2 separate regions of the Homo sapiens genome follow, and region 2 is linked to region 1. The links are chromatin contacts, found by Hi-C or POLR2A ChIA-PET in ENCODE. All regions are on one chromosome and are shown on one strand. The core of a region is the stretch at or near the end of the contact, and the rest is flanking DNA. Distances in the headings are between cores, read along the strand shown. Region 1 has its middle 21 kb from the start of MIR4472-2. Region 2 has its middle 28 kb from the start of MIR4472-2.

Region 1 (3,680 bases), core at 194-2,693:
AAGGACGAAGTCCATCCAGAGGAAGTGAGGCTGGCAGGAACTCCTGCGGACATTTCACAACACTGAAAGTTCAAAGGATACAATTTTGGAAACTGATCCAATCTTAGAAAGAAATATGACAATTCGCCAAGGCATAGAACAAGATGCTCCCTCTGTATCATTAGTTAAACAAGAAGCTGGCAAGCATGGTTCAGGCTATTCTTGATAGTTTTTACACAAAGAAATACAACACACACACACACACATATTTTTTCTTAGGGTCTCACTCCTGTCGCCTATGCTGGAGTATAGTGGCACAATCACAGCTGACTGCAGCCTCAACCTCCTGGGCTCAAGTGGTCCTCCCACTTCAGCCTCCTTGGTAGCTGGGACTACAGGCATGCACCACCATGCCTGGCTAGTTTTTATAGAGACAGGGTTTCACTATGCTGCCCAGGCTGGTCTCAAACTCCTGAGCTCAAGTGATCCTCCCTCCTTGGCCTCCCAAAGTGTTGGGATTACAGGCGTGAGCCACTGCTCCCAGCCTACAGTTATATTTTCAATGTTTCTAATGTTCTAAATTGAAGTATAAGAAAGAGATGTTAGTTTTACCTAGTTTTTCATTTCCTTAAACATTTATAGCCAACAGTAAGAGAGTTTTAGTGTTTTGACAGAAGATTGTTAAAGGTCACAGAATAATCTTATTTTATCCTGTTGGTGATTGAGATCTTTTTGTACACTTTCAGTTTGCACGGTCATTCTTACAGTCCACATGAATGTGCAAAGTGAGATTGGCTGTGTTATTTGTATCATCATCATCAGCATCATCATGTTCTCCACCAGGCAAGTGGGGTAAACACCCAGGATGCAAGGCCAGGGGTTGAACTCTTTTTGACTCCCTTTTCTTTTTTCTTTCTTTTTTTTTTTTAATTTTTATTTTTGTATTTTGAGACAGGGTCTTGCTCTGTCGCCCAGGCTGGAGTGCAGTGGTGCGATCTCAGCTCACTGCAACCTCTGCCTTCCAGGTTCAAGCGTTTCTCCTGCCTCAACCTCCTGAGTAGCTGGGATTACAGGTGCCCGCCACCACCCCTAGCTAATTTTTGTATTTTCAGTAGAGACAAGGTTTCACCATGTTGGCCAGGTTGGTCTTGAACTCCCGACCTCAGGTGATCCACTCAGCCTCCCAGAGTGTTGGGTTTACAGGCGTGAGGCACTGCGACAGGCCCTCCTTTTCTGACCCTGGGCAAAAAGGCCCCTGCAAAGTTCCAGGCCAAGGCCCTCTCAGCCCTGGCCAACATTGTCCTCTCTCTGCAGAGGCTGGGATACTCTACAGTCCCAGGAAGCTTCCAAAAAGGAGAGCTCAGTTTACAACCAATAAAAATAACTCAGGGGTGACAAACAGCTCCAGGGCCCCAGGGGACGCTCTTATGCAATCTGCCTTGATTTCACAAGCCCTACATGGAGCTGTCAGCAGAGGCAGACTGAGATGCACGCCCTGGCTGACACCACAGGGCAAGGCCCCTCTGGCTGCAATGACTGGGAACAGTGACTTTGGCTGTGACTGGAGGTGGCTCATTTACAACAGAAGACATGCAAAAATAGCGCAGCTGATGGATTGGTTGGTTGTTGGTTGACTGACTGATTTAAATACATAGTATTTCTTTTTCTTTTTAGGCAAAGTATACTAACAATGGATGATCTCAGTAGAAAATTCAGAGTATGCATAGGCCAAAAGGAAACAAATAAAAACTACCAGCTGGGCGTGATGGTTCACACCTGTGATCCCAGGATTTTGGGAGGCCGAAGCGGGAGGATTGCTTGAGCCCAGATGTTTGAGACCAGATTGGGCAATATAGGGAGACCTCAGCTCTACAAAACACAAAAAAATTAGCTGGGCATGGTGGTGCACACCTATGGTCCTAGCTACTTGAGAGGCTGAGCCTGGAGGATCACTTGAACCTGGTAGGTCAAGGCTGCAGTGAGCTATGATTATGCCACCACACTCCAGCCTGGGCAATAGAGCAAGACCCTGTCTCTAAACACAATAAAATACAAACTACCCATAGTCCAACTACCGAGAGAGCACCACTGTTACTTTCAGCCTTTCAGGCTTTTCTAGAAGCCAAAAGCATATAGTGCCGAGCTTCAGACTCTGATGCCAGACCACCTGAGTTCCACTCCTAGGCTGCTTAACATCTCTTGCACCATCTTCCCATCAGTGAAATGGGAATATCAATCACAGCCTTTATTACTTTGTTGTATGGTTAGGGATTTTCTGTTTTTTACTGTGAAAGAGGTCAAGAGGAAGAGCCTTGTGGTTAAGTCTTTGTGTACATTCTTTTCTTTTTCTTTCTTTCTTCTTTTTTTTTGAAATGGTGTCTCACTCTGTCGCCCAGGCTGACATGCAATGGCGCCATCATGGCTCACTGCAGCCTCAAGCTCCTGGGCTCAAGCAGTCTCCCTACCTCAGCCTCTCATGTAGCTGAGACTACAGGTATGTAGTCTCACACTTGGCTAATTTTTAAAATTTTTGTAGAGATGGGGTCTCACAAGTTTACCTAGGCTGGTCTTGAACTTCTGGCCTCAAGTGATCCTTCTGCCTTGGCCTTCCAAAGTGTTGGGGTTACAGGTGTGAGCCACTGCACCTCGCCTGTGTACATTTGGAATGATATCTTAGGATAAATTATTGGGAGGGCAACTACAGTGTCTAAGAGAGTACCCATTTTGTTTCATCTCCTGCCAAATCAGGAAACTGATTAAAATGAGCTACTTGGTGACTGGTAAATTAAATGAGCTATGCTGTGGCCCATGCCTGTAACCCCAGCACTTTGGGAGGCTGAGGCCAGCGCATCACTTGAGGTCAGGAGTTTGAGACCAGCCTGGCCAACATGGTGAAACCCCATCTCCACTAAAAATACAAAAATTAGCCGGGCATGGTGGTAGGCAACTGTAATCCCAGCTACTCAGGAGGCTGAGGCAGGAGAATCACTTGAACCTGGGAGGTAGAGGTTGCAGTGAGCCAAGATCACACCACTGCACTCCAGCCTGGGCGATTGAGAAAAAAATAAATAAATAAGAGAAGGATCTGGCTTGGAATCCTGGCTTGCCATCCCACTGGCTGTGTGACCTTGAGCAAGTGGCTTCCCATTGCTGGGCCCCAGTGTTCTGGGCTAATATGAAGCCATCTCTTAGGGAAGGTTGTCATCGGGTTAGAAATAATGGGTGAACAGGACAGAGCACGTAATCTGGTGCTCATCGTAAAGATCGTAGTAGTAGTAGCCATTATTATTTATACTAGCCCAGAGGGAGATGGATTTTCACATGCGTAACAGAAAGAGGCAGCGGGAGCAAGCTGTGGTCACAAGGGCATTCTGCAGGAATGTTACAGAGAGAAGAGAGAAGACCTCTGCCAGTGGGGTGGAGGCTGCTGGACTGAATGTTCATGTCACCCCCAAATCCTTATGTTGAAATCTTAACCCTGAATATGATGGTGTGAGGAGCAGGCCTTTGGGATGTAATCAGGTCATTCATGAATGGGGTTAGTGCCCTTATAAAAGGGACCCCAGAGAGTTCTCTCACCCTCTCTCCACCACGCGAGGATACAATGAGAAGTTGGCCGTCTGCATCCTGGAGGAGGGCCCCAACCAGAACCTGGCCATACTGACACTCTGATCTCGAAATTCCAGCCTCCAGAACTGTGA
Region 2 (3,756 bases), core at 40-2,539, 49 kb after region 1:
GAACATGGGAGGCAACCTTAGCCTCCCAGGTTCAAGCAATTCTCATGCCTCAGCCTCCCAAATGGCTGGGATTATAGGCACTTGCCACCACGCCTGGCTAATTTTTGTATTTTTAGTAAAGACGGGGTTTCACCATGTTGGCCAGGCTGGTCTTGAACTCCTGACCTCAGGTGATCTGCTGCCTCAGACTCCCAAAGTGCTGGGATTACAGGTGTGAGCCAACATGCCTGGCCTCTCGTTCTCTTCTATATCCAGAGTCCTAACTCCCTCATGGTTCATCTCCTGGGAGGGGCGGGGACGGCTTACCCACCTGTCCTTCACCTGGCCTCCTGACCCACAGGCAGTGCCCCCACATCTGTCCCCAAGGCTTCTCTCCCCTCCCTTCCCTCTCTCCTTCCTGCTGCTTAAGAGCATTATTTGCTTCTTGCAAAATGGCCTTATGCTGGGGAGAGCCCCCTCTGCGTCCTACAGGTATTTCTGCTCTTGGCTGACTTGTTTTCACAGTGCCGATCTGACAGTTCTGCAATGGAAATGAGGGTTTTCTGGCATGGTTGTGGCAGGGTGCGGAAGCTTTACTCAGCTCAGACTCATGACAACGATGATTCCTCATAATAAGCCCTCTCATCTGAGTCAGCTACCCAGGAATTCTATAAAATACGTGGGAAGAGGCCCCTGGTGGGAACTTAGATCCCGACGGTCACTCTTCCTGGTGTGGCTGGTCCTGCCTTAGTTACTGCCACCTCCCTCTGCCCTTCACAGCCAATTCCTACTTCTCCTTCAAGTCTGGTCTAAAATGTCACCTCCTTAGAGAGGCCCTCCCAGATTGCTCATGTAAATAGCCTCTTCCCTCCATTCTCATCCTAGCTTCCTGTTTGCTTCCTTCAGCAGACTTAACCCAAATTACAATTTTACACATTCATGTTATTTGCGGGCTGTTAAGTATTAAAGATTCTGAAAGGGGTGGGGCTGGCGTCACGTTTTTCATTGATCCCTGCCCCAGCTCTGTCAGTGTCTAGCACACAGTAGGTACTCCATGCATTTTCGGTGAATGAATAAAAACATTGTTTGGAGCAGTGAGGGAGGCCCGGGGAAGCTGCTTTTTGGCAGTGAGAACACGCGGAGCTGGAGATCCTCCTGCAGGGAGCTGACTTCATCCTTCTTGTTCCCGTCCCAAACCTTGTCCAGAGGCTACAGGGAGGGAACTGTATGTACAACTATCTTTGCAGCTTTTCAGACTTCCGAACAAGCTGCCTTCCCAAGAAAACACATTACCCAGAGGCTTTTTCTCCCCTCCTGCTCAGACAGGCAGTGGCCCAAGGAACGGCGTTTTGTTTATGATAATAAAGTGGGACCCATGGCAACGCATTGTGATGTCATGGCAGTGTGAGATCATAAATCCTTCCAGGGGAAGAATGAAGCGCAGCGGACACAGTGGCTTCTCAGCCTCCCCTGGCCCAACTGAGGCTGTTGCTAGATATGTTTTTCCTGTATCAGGTGGTTCATTTCTTTTTTTCTTTTTCTTTTTGCCTCTTGATCTTTTTTTTCTTTTGTCCCTAAAGAAAAAAAATTAAAATAAATAAATAAAAGTTTTAAAAAAACTCTGAGTGGAAAGATTTGTCCCAGGAATTTCCTGCTGGCTAATGTCCAGTTCGCAGAGAATGCCAGCAATAATGGGAACAATGCTCACTCGTCCCGGACCTGTGATGAGAAAACTTTCCCAATTCCCCAGTTCCGTGGCTGAAATATGGCAAAGCCTTGGAGAGTTACTGGGCAGCGGACCATGGAGTTTGCAAGGAAAGATGTCCCTTGCTCACACTCTTAGTCTGCCCGTCCACCGTCAACCTTTCTCTCTCTTTTGCTCCTTCTCCATTTCTGTTTCTTCTTGCCACTCTCAATCTGTCTGGCTCTCTCTTACGTGGGTTTTCCGTTGTTTCTCCACCACTCTCCGTTTGTCCCTCTCCAGCTTCGTCTCGATCTCTCTTTCTCAGTCTCAGTCTGTGTTTTTCTTTCTCCACATTTCATTCTCCTGCTGAGTCTGTCTGTCCCTCCCAGGCTCTGTCCTGGTGGTCCTCACTGGTTTTGACTCGCTGTTTCTCTCTTTCCCCACTCACTTTCCTCCTCCCTTCCCTCTGTGCTTATGTTACTGAAGGAAATCACATTTGGAACTCTGAGGACTGAAGAAGGGCAAAGCTGCCCCTGGGGTTTTGTGATCTGCAAGCTGAGTGGCGACGGGTCCCTATTTCCAGGGTGGGTGTTCCGCGAGGCAAACCAGACCCCGACGCAGGATATCTACCCCCATTCAAGGAATATGTTGAGCCTGTGATACAGGAGCTGGAGAGAAGGTCACTGGCCAGTCTGCCAGGGCCTGTAGACTTTCCAGCACTTCTCCCTGCCAGCCCCACCCATGCCTTCTCTGCTACCATCCTCCCCACCCTCAGCACACACTGCAGATGGGGAGGAGAGGCGCTCACTTGGCGGGAGGAGGGAAGGGAGGGGAGTAGGCTCTTCCAATCTTTGGCCACCCCAGGGCCCTTGTTCTGCCTGGAGCCTCCTTTTGACAACCCATATTCTGTTCCGCAACAGCCCCCATACTTAATCTAAATCTGGGTTTTTCAGCCTCAGTCCTATTGACATTCAGTGCTGGATGATTATTTGCTGTGGGGGACTGTCCTGTGTTGTAAGATGTTTAGTGGCATCTCTGGCCTCTATTAGATGCCACCACGAACAACTCCCCTCGCATGGTCACAGCAAAAATGACTCCAGACCAAATGTCCTGTGGGGGTAGCGATGGGGGGTGGGGTTAAAACCACCCCTGGCTGAGAACCACTGGTCTAAACCATCTCTGCTCCTGCTCCTTCCATCCACATTCCTCCCTGTTACTCTCATTTTCTCTCTTGCTAAAACCCTCCATGGCTCCCTATTATTATTAGTAGTAGTAGTAGTAGCAGTACCATGAATATCATAGCAAACACCTATATAGGGCTTTCTGTGTGCCAGGGATTTGGCCATGTGCTTTGTGTATATATTAACTAATTTCCTAGCCCCTATCTCACGGGGCTGTTGTGAGGTTGATCATGAGAAAGCAACATAGCACCTAGCCCAGTGCTAAGAGGTTGTTATTACTACGAGTCTGTGGGTCTTAGTGTCCCTAAGCCACACCCTGTCATGCCACTATGCTTTTGCACCTACCTTTCCCACTGCCTGGACCTACTTTGCCCCCTTTCTCCACTTGGTGCCCTTCTCCCCCACTGGGACCTGCTTCCCATCTGAGTGGCTCTCCCAAGACTTTCCTCTGGGCCTAGAGCACCCTGGGCCCCTCCACTGGAGGCTCCTATCTCCAGTTCAGCAGACTGACCAGGAGCTGGAGGTGGTACAGGGGCGATGGTTTATTCAGGGGTACTGGGTCTGGAGGTTCTTCTTGTTCTTTCTTTTTTTTTTTTTGATACAGTGTCTTACTCTGTTGCCTGTCGCCTAGGCTGGAGTGCAGTGGCATGATCTCAGCTCACTGCAACCTCCATCTCCTGGGTTCAAGGGATTCTCCTGCCTCAGCCTCCCAAGTAGCTGGGACTACAGGCGCCTGCCGCCAGCCCAGCTAATTTTTGTATTTTTAGTAGAGGTGGGGTTTCACCATGTTAGCCAGGCTGGTCTCGAACTGCTGACCTAAAGTGATCTAATAATAATAATATGGAGTCATGGAGGGTTTTAGCAAGAAAGAAAATGAGAGTAACAGGAGGAACGTGGATGGAAGGAATAGGA

Evidence for each region. Hi-C counts contacts between places; a loop is a spot of excess contacts on that map. ChIA-PET counts read pairs that join two places held with the same protein, here RNA polymerase II (POLR2A). Pooled maps may share reads with other maps.
Region 2: a loop to region 1 is called in a map of PC-3, with 7 times the contacts of the local background. The contact joins two enhancer-like sites. A Hi-C loop is called at or near these places in 5 of 168 maps with a recorded cell type or tissue (PC-3, astrocyte of the cerebellum, breast epithelium and 2 more) and 7 of 50 pooled maps. POLR2A ChIA-PET finds 5 or more read pairs at or near these places in 1 of 52 experiments (PC-9).

What each region holds. Positions count from the first base shown.
Region 1 is chr12:116,405,326-116,409,005 of GRCh38, forward strand. No RefSeq gene overlaps it. Among named protein-coding and RNA genes, the nearest start is that of MIR4472-2, 21 kb to the right of the region's middle. Within about 2 kb of position 1,444, at least 7 of the 41 ENCODE cell types and tissues checked have a DNase peak (open chromatin) inside an H3K27ac peak, as active enhancers do; they include PC-3 and breast epithelium, where a contact is called at or near this core.
Region 2 is chr12:116,454,487-116,458,242 of GRCh38, forward strand. No RefSeq gene overlaps it. Among named protein-coding and RNA genes, the nearest start is that of MIR4472-2, 28 kb to the left of the region's middle. RefSeq lists enhancers at 159-697, 2,418-2,917. Within about 2 kb of position 1,290, at least 29 of the 41 ENCODE cell types and tissues checked have a DNase peak (open chromatin) inside an H3K27ac peak, as active enhancers do; they include PC-3 and breast epithelium, where a contact is called at or near this core.